Regions from separate parts of the Mus musculus genome. Here region 1 is linked to region 2. Evidence: chromatin loops called from intact Hi-C (ENCODE). Cell type or tissue: gastrocnemius. All regions are shown on one strand.

Region 1 (8,000 bases), 210 kb after region 2:
GCCAAGGAAGCAATTAAGCAGTCCTATCCAGCTGCATGACACCTATGAGCCATGGCAATTACCAGTACGGCGAGATATGCATAAAGGAGCAGTAAATAGCATTTACATGCCAGTGATGATCAACAACTATCTAACTGGACCTAAGGCACAAGAGGGAAATCATGCCTGGTACTAGAAACCTAGCCAATTTCCCACAACTAGTGAAATCATGGACCTTAGAACATCCATCCGCTTTGCCAGACAAGTATAATTCCTTATTACATTCTGAATCTTATCCTTATACCAACAGATAAGTGTAAAGCCACCCCTCACCAAAGAAGCCTTTCCTCACAGCAGATGGAGGGCATCACAGAAAACTATAACTGGATACAAGGCAGAGATCAATGGAGCATGGGAAACCAAGTACCTACCAACTAATACATCTACACTATGGCTCCTAGATCTATGGCTCAGGGACCACTGCAGGAGAGAAGATGGAAGATCACAAAGCCAGAATACCAGACTCTGACAATCCATTGTGAAATAGTCTCTCCTAGAAATAGCTGGATAAGTAAGACCTGAACAATGACAATATAAATATAGACATGTTACAATGGAAGGGAGCAATTTTACAAAGATCCTACTCCTAGATAAAGAACTACTATAGCAAACTAATGACTGCTGGATGAAGAATGAGACTCTCTCAAGAATGAGCCCCCTTTTTGGTTGTTCAATGCAGGGTAGTTAGCCCAGAAACCATAAACACACAAGCAACAAAAATGGCTTCAGCAGGTTGTGTTTATATTTGTGTACATGTACACATGTGTGTACATACATACACACATATATGTAACAATAATAAAGAAAAAGAGGATATCAACTTGGGGTGGGGTAGGAGGGCCTGGAGGAAGGGTACGTGGAAGATACTGGAGGGAGGATAGGAAAGGTGGAAAGTGATATAATTATCCTTCAATTAAAAACTTTTTTAAAAAAGAAAAATAAATTGGGAATAGGGGAAGAATTTATGTAGATCTTGACGATGGTTAAAAATGCCACCCAGAGTATAGTTCACATAGTATACTGGTCAAGAAAGGGGAGAACTTTAAGAAGAAGACAGGGAATAACTAGTCAGAATTACAGAAAATGGTATAAGGAAGAGCTTAACTGCTTTAAAACAGAAATATATTAGTTTGTCAAGTTTCTGGCTCCTTTAATTAAGAAGGGAATCCCATTTTCATCTAATACTAAAGGTTTCCAGGGAAGTTAAATGAATTAAGTATTAAAAAAAAAGAACTTTAGTAAAACTACACTTTACTATTATTAGTCAAGCTAATTAATTAGTACTTGCCTGTTTTGTGTGTACTATAAAGCTCATTTTATTTTCCATACTATGGATTTGAAAACAAGTACCAGCATCTCCCAGCTGCCACGTAAAGCAACAGTACTTGAGACTGATGAGTAATGCCTGCAACAGAATTACAAAGTATTATGCTAAAATAGAGCTAAAGGTAACATTTACTCAGTCATGCCTTGTTAAATCCTACTTCTTGGGAGGTAGAAGCTGAAGATCAGAAATTCAGGGTTATCCTTGGCTAACAGTTAGAGACCAGCTATATGAGACCCTTGTCTCAGAATGCTAACAATTGTCCTAAATGAGAAATGCAACAAAACTTACTATCACTTACGTGTTTATAATTATCATTAAATGTAACTGTTCTGGATATCATTTTCTTAAAGTCTCTTTACAGAACCCACACCAACTTCACAGAGCCTGAAGGACCCACAAGGCCAACTCCAGAGACTACCATGAACAATAACAGTGCTTGTATCAGACTAACAAACATTCTTATAGACAGACGCCCATTCTCAGTGACTTGGAGCACAGTCAAACAAGCTCTTATTTTATGCAGGTTAAAAAGTAATATATTCAGTACCTTTCATGAATATATACACAGTACTTTTAATTCTGAATTTACAGTGGGACTTCTAGGATGACCTCAGCAATTTCATTACACTGAATATAAGTGCACTGATTTGTTATTATTTATTGTAGAAATAAGAAAAACAAATATTAGAAATATATTCTTTTTAAATTCCATAGAAATATTTAAGAAACAATGTTAGGGTAAGCTACTCTTATAACTTTCCTAAAAATGCTATACTTACATAGGCATTCAACACATATTTTTCTTATTGCTAAAAGCTTGTTTTTGTTGACATGTAGAAGTTAGATATATGAAGTATAGTACAATATTCTCATTCATCATGTGTAGGTATATGTATATATCATATATATGTATAGCCTTTATGTATATCATATATCATTCATATAAATGTATGATATCTGTATAAATATATGTGTTGTAAAATCCAACTTTGTAAGATATGTGAAAATAGCTATTTAGTAAGGTATAGACTGAAACCAATGAAAGCATAGTAGAAATTTAAAATGAGTACACCTAATCACCTGAATTATTTTTTAAATTAAAGCTAAAAATAAGCCCTTTTATACGTCTAAAAAAAAAAAAAAGAAAGAAAAGAAAAGACCAAGAAAAAGGGAAAAAGAAAAAGAAAAAGAAAAAAAAGGCAAAGGCAAAGGAGAAAACAGGTTCAGGTAGCAAGTCTCAATGTTATGGAGATCAGATTTCCAATAAAAGTACAACTGACCCCATACATTACAATAAAATCTGCTGTTAGAGCACTACATGCAATGAAGAAAGGATTCTTAAGACCCAAGACAAGGGCCCACATGGTCTTTTGATGTGATCAGACTTCTCCAGAAGGAAAAAGCTGCCATTGTAAAACGGCAAAACCTGCAATTGTCAAGAAACTAAGAAACAAGAGTAAAATGAATGAAGAAGTCATAAATGAAAGGGTTAGCTGGAAACAGCAAAAGGGAAGGCAGCGGATTGAGAAGGCATGTCCAGCAGCCAGCAGACATGGCAGCAGGGATGAAAACAATGTGCTCTGCAGAACGGCATGTGTGCACAAACTCAATTCTGCATGGATGAATACTGCTATTTAATAAAATCAACGACATAGGAACAAACATAGTTCACCACACCGGAAACACTGAGTAACAACACAGTTCATTTTATATGAGTAGAACAGACCAGTCTCTGATGAACTGTACTTTCTGATGGACTGCTTCCACGACTTCAAAGAGAAAGAAGACAGAAGATAATTGACATTAAAAAAAGAGAAAAACCCAAAAAAAAAAACGCTGCTAGTTCTAGTTTCTCCAGAGAATCAATTTCTAAAGGACATGATGACTAAAAACTACAATCATCTTAGATCTTTCAAAGGTACTATAAACGTATCAGTAGCTTAGGAGCAAACCATGTTTCCTCTTTGGCTCAATCACCTTTTTGTACACCTAAGAATAGCATTGCCAGTTATATTTTTATCTGTTCACTTATTTTTAAGGTTTATTTTTTATTTGTGTGTGTGTGTCTTCTGCAAGAACAGTAAGTGCTCTTAACCTGAGCCATCTCTCTAGCCCTCTACTTAGAAATTGAGTATCTTATTCTGAAAAAGAAGTCTGTCAACTAATAACTAATCCTTTTGCCTGATTTCTCAATTATCCAACTCCTGAATCAGAATATTATTAAAATATAAAATGTTGCATTAGATTGCTAATTCATCAGTCCATCATTGGAATGCTTTATAAAACATTTTACTGTTATTCAAACTTGAAATGCTACCAAAAGCCAAACCCTACAGCTCAGAGAACCAGTGGTGTCACCTTCACAGCATTATCATCCAGTTCTACCAGGAGGGATCTGTGAACACAGGTACACAACTAGCAGACAAAAAACATCTGGAAACTGTGCATTTTTCTCATTTTCTTCTCTCTTCTTTTCTTTCTTTTTGTAGGTGTGTGGCTCTGAATGCACATGGAGTCCAGAAGTCAATGCTGAGTCACTTCCTCAGACCCTGGTTGCCTTATCTTTTAACATAGGGTCTCCTCCCACTGAACCTGTATGCTCTTTTACTAGACTGGATAGCCCCGAGCTTCAGGGATACACTTGTTCTTACTCACTGGGCACTGGGGTTACCAACAGGCACTTCAGTGGCCAGCTTTTCATTTCTTTTAAACAAGCTTAGTTCACAGAAATAGAAAAATGGCCACAAACCACATAACAGTAGTCTATGTGTTTATAAACCAGTTTTAACAGAAATAAGCAATGCCCAGAAGCAAGCAGTAAGGAATTTCAAGACATCAAACTCTATGTCAAGTATGAAAATCTGTTATTCTGTCCTTTGTTTGTATTTTATTCTCTAGATCCTCCCACATGTTAGCAGCATTGTAAGATAACTGTTGACTAAAAGGCTGATGGCAAGTTTACATGAATGACTATACGTAATCAGGTTATTCTAAGAAGAGACTCCAGAGCTGAAGAGGTGGCTCAGTGGTTAAGAGCACTGAATGATCTTCCAAAGGACCCAGGTTCTATACCCAGCAACCACATGGCAGCTCACATCACAGCTGTCTGTAATTCTAGCTCAGGGGATCCAGCGCTCTCTTCTGACTTCCTTGAGGACCATGTACACATGAGGTACATAGACTTACACACAGGTAAATCACCCATACCCAAAGCACAAAACTTCAAACAAAACAAAACAAAGACTCCACAATATGACACAAAGATGAGAAGAAAAAAATTCATAAAATTTCCAAACTAAAATGTCCTTTGGAACATGATCTAACTTTGACAAATCTTAATAAGTGAGGCAAGATTTTTACCAGATTACTATTATAAAGTAGAAAGATGTTCATCCTGCCTAGACGTGTTGAATATGTTAAAAATAACTGTCTCTGTACTGAACCTAGAAAAATGGCCCATCAGTTAAGAGCACTCTAGAGGACCTGGATTTGATTCTCAGCCTAGGGCTGCTCACAACAAATTGTAACTCCAGCTCCAGGGTGTCTGACCCCTGTAGCCTCTGAGGGCAACTGCACTCACAAGAACATACTGTATGACACATAATTATGCTTATAACAGACACAAGAAAAATAAAAAATAAATATAAGAACAAAGCTAAAAGAACTATCTAATGAATGGTCATATTCCCTTGCACACTAGATCTTTTTCTCAGAAGAGCTTCTTATAACTAATCTTCATTTTCAAAATAAAATTTCGTCATACACTACACATTTCTTTCTTAAGTCTGGAGTCCTCCCACACTACCTCCTCCTAATTGGTCTTACTATGTATTTTAGGTTAGGCTAGCTTCAGAGTCATACACAACCTTCTTACCCTAAACCCACAGATGCTGGGATTATAGATAAATGCTACTATGTTTGGGTATTACTTTCCCTCTGTGTGAGAAAAAATGAAAATCCGGGTAGTTTCATAATCTCAGGCTTTTAGAACTGTCAGAAACAAGTACCTGTTGTTTATAAGTCATCCACTGTATGGCAGTTTTTGGTTTTTTTTTTTTTTAATTTTTTTTTATAGAAGGCTATACAGATGCATAATGAAAAGTGTCTTTTAATTTGATTTTGAAATGATTTGTCTCCTGTCTCTAAAGGCATCAATAGATTCTATGTTTTTTAAAATGAAATATATGAGACATGTAGTGGTGCATGCCTAGCATTTAGGAGGCTAAGTGAGGCAAATCTCTGTGAGTTCGAGGCCAGCCTGGTCTACATAGTGAGTTCCAGGATGCCAGAGCTACAGAATAAGAACCTGTCTCAAAAAAACAAAAGTTATCTTATAGAAATAAATCTGCATTTATACAAAGATAGTCTTCAACTCCTACAATTTTTACAGCAATATTAGCACACTGAAAAGTTCAGCACCCTTTTCACATAAATGTAACATTAAAAACATCATTTTAACCCAAATACTATTTATTATATTATATGGACAATAAGTATTACAAATGCAAAAATATATTACAATTGATGGATATATTGTAATTAATGCCATTTCTAGATTCTTCAAGGAAGACGGAGAAGCTATTCTAAACAATACGTGCTATAACTACTCAAAAATAGGTTAAGAGCTACCTTAGTTTCCATGTTCAGGAGATGAAGTCCTTTTATATTCACTCCTACATACACAGGGATGACTTTATGATTGCTTGGGCTTGCCTTTGTAAATATCTGTCCTGTGAAGAAGGCGGCTCCGTACGTAGGGATCTCCCAGCAGTTCTGTAGGAACATGCGCTGCAGGTGGTGCATTTCCTTACTGACGCCCTCACTCAGACTCAGATTCTGAAAACAGAGTAAAGAGATGCGACCTTTTAATAAAGCAAACGGGTTAACTAGCCATTTCTAAAATCAATGTCCCAAACAAGAATGAAGTCACGGTATATTATCCCAAGTGAATTTTTTCGCTTGTTGCCTTAATATTAAAAATAAAGCAGCTAAGATCCACAGTGTTCTCTCTTCTAGTAGGACTGTAAATGCGATGGGTAAGGAGAGTACATTACTTCAGCTCTAACTCTAGCCTTTACCAGAGTATTCAACACACAGAAAGCACACAGAAGGCGGCGATACTCTAAAAACAAGCACTTCTTGCTACTTTCAGTTTCGGGCACTGTGAACTAGAAAATTAATTTTTAATCCCAGGATTTTAAATTAGTGTTTAAAACGTTATAACACTAATACAAACAGCTACAGGCACCTCCATTTCTGTGGGGCAGCTTACCTTGTACTCATGGAGTATTCGGTTTATCCAGTGAGGCGCCTTACTTTTCAGTTTAGTAATAGGTACGATGGATTTCAGAGTTTCTTCACTGGAAGTACACATGCCAATATCCTTAAATAAGTCATTTTTAGTAGCTAAAGTACAATAATCCTTCTGTCACAAATGGTACCAAATAATGGAAATTTTAAGCCGAATATGATGTTTTAAAACAAAATGTTCCAAAATCTTAATATTATCAGTTTAATGTTTCCTTCTTCAATAACCAGAAAATATTTTCAAAAGTTGAAAGATCACATTAAAAAAACTTTAGACATGCTAAAACCTCTATTTTCTCTCAAGGATTAAATATCAAACAACTTTATATGGTGGGATTCTTAAATATCTGACTCATAATTTTTCTTTTATTAAGAAAAAGTTTTAGTAAACTTAATTAAACACAAAATAAACAAAGAAAAACCATAAGGGGAAATTATATCAAGTACAATATATATAAGTAAAACTTTGAAATGTTTTATGAACCAAAAACCAATAAATGCTTTAGAATAGTTTTTTTTTTCTTTTACTTAATGTTTTGTATTATTTAATACTAAACCAATGTATAAACAGCCTGTCTGTCTGAGACAAGGTCTTCCTATGCAGCCCAGGCTGGTCTGACTTACGGTCCTTTGTCCGGTCTTAGTCTCATTGATTATGAGCAGGTGCCACCGTACCTGGCTAACAATGCATAAACACTTTGCAGTAATATTAAAACTGTGTTGGTTAAAGAGAATCTTGAGCATTTGAAAAACCATGCATTGTATTAAATACTTACTTTAAGAAACCTTGTTTGTGCTTTTTACTCTCATAATTCCCATAAACTATTTGTAACAGTAGACTTGCCAGTGTTATCAGTTTAGCATCAGGAGCTGTATAAAAGCCCTTCAGTAAATTATATCTGGCTTCATCAAAGAGAATAAGAATAGCTAGTGGGTCTTCAATCTTAAAAGAAAGAAATATAACTTGGTTATTAAGCTACAATTTACTTTGCAAACCTTTTATACAACTTTTTCTTACCCAATATAACAAGCTACAACTATATAACTGTGTGTGTATGCTGTGTGTATATGCTATTACTATACTAGAGCAGGGGTTAACAAGCATATTTTTAAAAAGTCATACAACAATATTTTAAGTCATATATTTATGAGTCACATAATCTATTATAAATATTACAGCATGAAAGCATCAACTTTTATATAGATATGGAAACCTGAAATAAATCTTCACATGTGAGACGTTGTTTTTAAGCTACTAATGTTCTATAAAAACTCTTCAGTGTACAGGCTGCATGAGAATAGGCAGCAGGCAGGGTGTGGCCATAGG
Region 2 (8,000 bases):
ATCAAAATACAAAGTATCAAAATGCGAATTCTTCTTCTAAGCCAGTTACCTTAAATAGCCTGTTTTCCTGCTGCAGCTCCTGCAGGCGGGTGGTGGACTCTTTTCTCTGAATCTCCAGCTGCATGAGGAGCTCCTGGACCTCATCGTTCTTATTTTCCAGTTCTTCCCGAAACTGTTCTAATTGTTCTTCTAGGTTGGTGATCTTTAAAACCAAAGTTATCCGAGGGGGAACAAAACAAACAATAAAAGCCAGTTCCTATCCATGTTACTGTCAGACAGCAAAGAGTTCTATTTATTTTACAAAGGATGTATTACCATTTACACATGCTTAAATATAAAGGAAAATGCCTTTCTAAGTTATGTTTAACTGCATAATTCCTAAACATGCTCAAACTGAATTTTTCTGTTTTCTGGTTTTGTTTTGTGTTTTTAAAGATAAGGTCTATATAGCCCTGGCTGTCCTGGAACTTGGTATGTTCGATGCTAGCCAGCCTCTGCCTCCTTCAGTGTTAGAAATAAAGATATGTGTCACCACACTCGGCTTCAAACTACAGAAAAGATTTATTTTTATTATTTTTATTATACATATTGGGCTGACTGAGGGTAGTAATGACCATTTATTCAACTACTTCATAACTATTTAATAGGTGATTAATGAATGGATTTGCAAATGCCTGTTTAAATGATCAAAACTGCTACAACGCAAGCACCATGAGATGCAGAAGCAGCACTGGGTGGCAGCTGGGTTGTTTCCTGCCTTACAGACTACGGGGTGATAGGTTATTCATGCACGGCATTAGAAGTCAGTCCCAGTACTGACAAGGAGAGCTCTGAAGGCAGGCTACCAAGCCTAGTAAAGATAGTGTAGTACTAGCAATAGCCAGATCTGAGGCTGGGATGACAGCTCAAATGGCCACACATGAGGGCTTGAGCTTGATCTCTCTGTGTAAAAAGCTAAGTATGGTGCTATGAGCTTGGAGTCACAGCACTGGGGAGCTGGAGACAGGGTTATCCCTGGGGTTTGTTGAGACCAGCCTTGTCTACCTGTTGAACCACAGGTACCAGTGAACAACAGGTCTCAAAATACATGGTTAATGGTTCCTGAGGAATGACACCTGAGATGGACCTCTGGCCTTCACACAGAAAACCCCACTATATGTACATGCAAACACCCATGCATGTGCACGTGCATACACACACACACACACACACACACACACACCCTCATCCAGACTGTTCTATAATCATTCCCATGTGTAGAAGAAACAAAAGTCACAAAGAGATCAATGTGTTCTCAGATCACAGTCAGGGTAAAGCCATCTTTGAATTTGAAGGGATAACTGCTGCAGTCTTCCATTCCAAACCACTGTTTATCCTGCCTCTTTTCTTCTTTCTTTTAAGATTTATTTACTTTATGCATGAGTGCTCTATCTGCATGTACACTGGCATGCCAGAAGAAGCCATCAGATCACATTACAGATGGCTGTGGGCCACCAATGTGGTTCCTGAGAACTGAACTCAGGACTTCTAGAAGAGCAGCCAATGCTTTTAATCACCAAGCCATCTCTCCAGCCCCATTTATCCTGTTTCTTATAACTAATGTCAAAGACCTCTGTCTGTCTGTCTGTCTGTCTGTCTGTCTGCCTCATCTGTAACACTGGTATTTAACTGTCAGTATTTAAACTTATTTAGTGACTCTGCACACATAATTACCAGTTTATTTCTGAGAACACTGATGATCACACTTATTAAGGGTATATACTAGTATGTATGCCTAGTCGTATCTTCCACAACTACCTCTATCTCCTACAACTACTTTTAGAACAAGGTATTATAAAAACACACACACATAGCTATTTCATTTCAAAATTGCAGCCTACATTACATGACATGCCCATTCTTTTGATGTGTCATTTTACAGGCAAAATCTTAGCTCTGCGATCTAAAGCCTTGCTACTTGGTGTGAACTGGGGAGAGCAGAATCAGCAATACGTGGCTGTGCACTGGATGCATGTAGTATATGGGTGTGTAGAGGCTTGTGCTGCACAGAAGGCCTTCACTGGGTCCCTGGGTGACTCAAATGCACATAAGATTGCAGAAGCACTGGGCTATTGTACCGACGTCACACTACAGTTTTTATGCTTCACAATAGCACACCAAATCCATCCCTAAGTTTTGTCAGTACTGCATCACAACAGTTGTAAAATTCAGTGAAATCTGTGAAAAATTCTTGCTCTGCTAAGTGTTAACTTCTCTTAAGGCTCAATTTAAACACAGGTGAGATGAAGACCGCAAGGAAAGAATATTTAAAATACTCCTCAGCCTTTACTAGCACATGGCCTAAAACAAACTTAAGGGAAATGGCTTGGTGGGGAAATGCTTGCTGTGAAAGCATGAAGACTGGAGTTCAAACCCCTTCAGTCACACAAAAGCCAGGTGTACATGACAGTTAGCATTCAGGAGGTAGACACAGGCTCTCAAGGCAAGTTGGCTAGTTCACTGAGAGAGCCTATCTCAGTAAGTAGAGCAGGGAGTGATCATGAACATTATCTGGTATCAACCTCTGGCTTCCAGTACGGACATGTGCACTCACAGATGTATACATGCATGCACATCACACATACATACACAAATAAAATCTAACACAATACAATGTCAGTGGAAGAGTTTTCAGGTGACCTTGCTTTGATTTCCAACCTTGGAAAAAAACAAAAAACAAAACCCTGATCTAGAGATGTCTCAGCAGTAAAGAGCACTGGCTGCTCTTCCAGAGGACTCAGGTTCTCTTCCCAGCACCCACATGGTGGCTCGGAACCACCTGGAACTCCAGCTTTAGGAAATCCAATACCCTCTTCTGGCCTCCCTGGGAAGTTAGCAATGTGGTCAAAGATGAAGAAAAATATCAGCATACATATGGAATAAATAAAGAAATAAAGATCAGATAAACTAAGCTGTGCGAGAGGGGCAGACTGTCAGACCTGCTTAAAGGTTCCTGTTTTAGAGAAATGACTTCTTCATTTAGTTTTCTGTAATGCCAGGAACTAAACCAGGGTCAGACTAATATACCACTGAACTACTTCACTTCCCTTTCTAGTTAACCTAAGTAAGTCTTTCCATATCAATTCTTGAAATAAAGAGGAATGGTTACACATAAAATGGCAAGCTCTTCACTTTCACAAAATAACAAAAACAAAATAAACAAGAACCTTCCCAATAAATAGTATAAAGCACTTGGCGTGCAAGGATGAGATCCACTTGAGTCCATGTAAGGAAGATAGTTGTGGCAGCGCATTCTGGAAATCCTGGCTCTGAGTTGACAGAAATGGGTGGCTCTCTAGAACTCACTGGCCAGCCAGTCTGGCCTAACTGGTGAGTGCTGGACCAGAGAGAGGCTCTGTTTCACAAGCAGAGAGGCAGGAGTGGGAGTGGGGGCTCTGGAGATACAGCTCCATGGTTAGGAGTACATTCAGCTCTTACAGGGAACCCTGGTTTGATTCCCAGTACTCATGTTAGGTGACTCACAAGGACACGAACTCCAGTTCCAGGGGAGGTATACCTCTTCCGCCCTCTGCTGGGTGGACACGGATGCACACACATGCACATATCCACATAGCTATCAACAGATGTTTGAAAACATAAAACAAGGTGGACAAGTACGGAGGAACAAGCCTAGTGACTGGCCTCAGTTTCTCCACACGGGTACATGAGGGCGTGTACCCCTAAATACTTTAAAAGTCATATCCCATCTCTACCTGTCTTTCCTAGAAATGGGGCCAGACCCACCTCACCTAATGCTTGGTGGTCATTATGTGTCAAAACAAGCAAACATTTTCTCCTTCAGAATTTCACAAGATGCTGTTACAAACACAAAATGTGCCCTTTAGGTGAGCCTGCTGTCAGAATGGCAGTACTCCCTATTTAAGAAAAAAAATTAGGAGGTCACCTGTTTTTCTGCCCTTTCTCTAACCCTGTATTTCCCTCCTGCCTCCCACCCTAAATAAAAACAAGAAACACACACATACACACACACACAATTCATATACATTAAGATGTATTGAATGGAAAAAAAGGTTTAAATATATTACAAATGAAGTAAGAAGTTGAATTTACTTTTGAAATTATAATGAATTTTTGCATTTAAAATGGAGACTTGCTATGTTGCTCAGTCTGACTGAACTAGCTCCAATGCCCCCACCAACCTCAGCCTCAGGGGTAATTGGGGTGAACCCCAATTCCCAGCTGGATGAAATGCTTTTCAAGTAAGGAGTACAGGAGAGCTGTAACTACTATTGTTGTTGTGTTATTATGTGCAGTGCTGGGGAATCCTAGGAGCTTGCACAAGCTAGGCAAGTGATTAATAATGGGCTACATACCCAGTTCCAGTCTTTTTAACCCATTGTTTTAATAACATGCTTCACTGATGAAATAATCACGCAGAGATCTCTCAGGAAAATATCGTAAATAGGCAAAGCAGCAACAGCAGCAGCTGACAGATGCCTGGCAGTGACCGTTACATCGAGAGGTCCCACATCACCGGCTCTCTACCCTCCTCTCCCACTGGTCCACCCCAGCTCCCTTTTCACTTGAACTCTCCTGCCTGCAAGGCGCTGACCTTCACCAGCTCGTGGTTCAGTTCTGACCTTCAAGGTCAATCTTCAAGCCAGTGAACTGGGAAACACTCTAAACTTCGCTTTCAGACAGCATCTTTCTGTTCAAATGACTCTTTTAGGTAATTCATTTTAAACTGCATTTATCATGGAAAAAGAAACTCCTTACCTCTTTCTGTTTTCTGTCTGTAGCATCCCGCTCCACCTGCAACTGAACTTCTAGGGATAATTCTGGGTCTGCTTCTACAGCTCCAGACCTTTTCTGGTCCTCTACCTAAAAATACATTAAGAACTTTTTTAAAACCTCAGACATTGTGCACTGATAATTCACTGTAGTGTTTTTATTTAGCAGTAATTCTCACTCCAATTTAAAATGGCAAACTCTATATTTGAGAATATTCAACAAGTTACAGGTACTTACAAATACCTGTTACAAATTACAGATAAAAAAAAAACCCTTTCCTGTCTGCCCGCCTCCACGCTCTCTCCCTCTGCTCATCTTCTATCCATTCTGGTTTTCTGGAGAATGACGGGAACGGGCTTCGCTGCATCTAATCTGGAGTTAGGCAAGAGTCTGAAAGGTCATGGCCAAGACTGACAGTTAAAAATGTAAGTAAAGGACATGCAAGTCCTTCTGGCCTAACTAATCTTCCTGTATCAGAAATAAGGGATGTAAACAATATTTGAAAGTAAAACAACCGACAGTAATGGAGATAGAGTGTGCCCTAATGTCGACAAGGGAGCGTAACATTGTGTCAGTAAGCAGCTGTCACTGGAGCAGGACGGGGAGGTGGCCGGGCCTCGCACCTTGGGGAAGGGCTCTGCACTAGCCAGCAGGGCTTGCTCCAGCTCTCGCACTCGGCACTCCAGCTTCTCAATCTCCTCATTCCTCTCCTGAATGTCTCGCTGCAGTTGCTCCTTGGATAGCAGCAGCTCACTGCACCTGTCTGTTTTCTCTTTCAAGTGATTAGTTAACTGTTCAACCTGAAAACATGACGAAAACATGCTTCAAATGTACAGTGGTCTAGTCATGAAACACACTTATAATTTAAAAATAACTTCTGGGGCTTGAAAATGTATCTCAGTGGTACATTGTTGCTTTCTTAGTACATGCAAGTCCTCAGGTTTGAACCAAGTGTACGCCACTAAAATCAGGTATTTTAAAACATGTTGATCTTATTTTACAATAAGGAGAGCAATCTTTTGCAAAAGCAACACTGTGCATACTGATAAAACTGGACATACTAGTTAAAGAGAAATACTATTGCTTTCACAAAACTCATTTTAAAAGTTTTTTTTAATTTACTTTTATTTTTATGTTTTCTTATTCACTTTACATCCTGTTCACTGACCCCCGCTCCCAGTCATCCCCTCCCACAATCCTTCCCCCATTCTCAGAGGTTTTTGTTTTGTTTTGTTTTGTTTTGTTTTGTTTTGTTTTGTTTAAGAGCATCATGGCTTTACCTTGGCAGAAAGAAGGAAAATGCATTTTGTATAACGTGAAGTATCTAAAGATACAACACACTGCAATCTAATGACATAATAAAGTTGAGAGACTTGCAGCTTGCTCTTAGGTGAAGAACAATGACCTTTAAGTCTTCCATGTGTTATAAGGTGGTAAGAGTTACTTGGCAAAGGTTTAGTCTATGCATTCTGCAGGCTAGGAGTGATGAGGAGAGGTGTATGAAGGAATCTGAATTCCTTTAAGTGCCATTAGTCTTGGCTCCTACACTGCACAGAACAAATGGTAAGTATTCCAAGATGTATCTTCTAGGACTGATATGCAGTCCCCCAAATGTTGTGCAACAGCAATGGAAGAATACAGGAAGGATTAATAAGATGGCTTATAGACATAATTATCAAGGAGAACGTTGTAAAAATATTGTAATTTCAAGAAATATAATAATACTAAACTTTAGAGAGGCATTTTGAAGAAATTACCAAAAGAAAAAAATATTGCTCTCTGAACACTAAAAACTGCAAGCTCAATCTAACTACAGGCTCTTGAATGACAGGAGTAAAGTCTCTGCGCTGCTGGAGAAGGCTGAGCAGGTGAGAGTGCTGGCTGCTTCTCAGGAGGACACTGGTTCAATGCCCAGCACCCACATGGAGGCTGACAGCTGTCTGTAACTTCACTTTCAGAAGTCTCATGTACTCAGACAGATATACATGAAGGTAAAATACCAATACACACAGTAAGTAACTGAGTGAGCTAGTGAGTGAGTGAGCTAGTGAGTGAGTGAGCTAGTGAGTGAGTGAGTGAGTGAGTGAGTGGGTGAGTGAGTGAGTGGGTGGATGAACTAGTGAGTAAGCTAGTGAGTGAGTGAGTGGGTGAGTGGGTGAGTGAGTGAGTGGGTGGATGAACTAGTGAGTAAGCTAGTGAGTGAGTGAGTGGGTGGGTGGGTGAGCTAGTGAGTGAGCTAGTGAGTAACTGGGCGAGCTAGTGAGTAAGTGAGTGAGCTAGTAAGTGAGTGAGCGAGTGAGTGAGTGAGTGAGTGAGTGAGTGAGTGAGTGGGTGGGTGAGTGAGCTAGTGAGTTAGCGAGCGAGTGAGTGAGTGAGTGAGTGAGCGAGCTAATGAGTGAGTGAGTGAGTGAGTGAGTGAGTGAGTGAGCTAGTGAGTGAGCTACTGAGTGAGTGGGCGAGCTAGTGAGTGAGTGGGCGAGGTAGTGAGTGGGTGAGCTAGTGAGTAAGTGAGTGAGCTAGTAAGTGAGTGAGTAAGCTAGTGAGTGAGTGGGTGAGGTTTTTCTGGAATGCGTCTGAGTAGCTGAGTGGGTGAATGTAGGAGTGCATTCTAGAGAACCAAGAGGTGCTGGGCGACCTTTCCAGAGATGTGAGCAGAGGGTAAAGTGGAACAAAGGAACTGGGACCCTCCCTGGAGCAGATCAGAAGAGAATCAGAGATGAAGTACTAAAGTGTGAATGGAAATGGATTTTTTTTTCATAAAGGTTTTACAATGTGTTGGAGATGAACAGATTCAAATTCATTGTCTTAAAAAAGAGTTTTACAGTGTTTGACAGAAAAAATATTTAATGTTTCTACCACCATATTCCCAACACAAATGATAAATGAATGATGTACTACACATAATACCTCCTGTATATACATAAAGTACACCCCATAGACATACTGTTCGTTTGTGATAATCGAAAATTTAAAAATGTTTTTTGCAAATCCAAATACAATAAATGAAATCTGCAAGCCAATGTTCTTTATGAGAATCTGTGCAAAAGCCTCTTCTTTGCTGAGGAGAAAGGGAGGACAGGAGGACAGGACAAAAGTGAGGACAGGAGGACGGGACAGAAGAGATGGGAGGGGGATTGAGAGACGGGAAGAGAAGGTGCAATTGGATGTAAAGTAAATAAGTAAATAAAATAAATAAATGTCTAGAAATC

The links. Peaks named below come from ENCODE experiments on the same cell type or tissue, not always from the same donor. Only the 100,000 strongest peaks of a DNase experiment are listed, where the experiment ranks them.
Region 1: a loop joins it to region 2, with 2.3 times the contacts of the local background. A loop is called at or near these places in 2 of 42 quality-filtered maps.

Annotation. Positions count from the first base shown.
Region 1 is chr5:3,830,222-3,838,221 of GRCm38, reverse strand. It overlaps Krit1 (KRIT1, ankyrin repeat containing), which reads right to left. Exons shown (of 17, transcript NM_030675.3): 13 at 7,450-7,616; 14 at 6,639-6,726; 15 at 5,996-6,202; 16 at 1,328-1,444. Among named protein-coding and RNA genes, the nearest start is that of Lrrd1, 11 kb to the left of the region's middle. In gastrocnemius, no CTCF peak of the experiment used is centred here; no DNase peak of the experiment used is centred here.
Region 2 is chr5:4,036,120-4,044,119 of GRCm38, reverse strand. It overlaps Akap9 (A kinase (PRKA) anchor protein (yotiao) 9), which reads right to left. Exons shown (of 48, transcript NM_194462.2): 26 at 5,415-5,591; 27 at 4,777-4,881; 28 at 50-202. Among named protein-coding and RNA genes, the nearest start is that of Gm40260, 37 kb to the left of the region's middle. In gastrocnemius, a CTCF peak has its summit at 3,597 (motif pointing left); no DNase peak of the experiment used is centred here.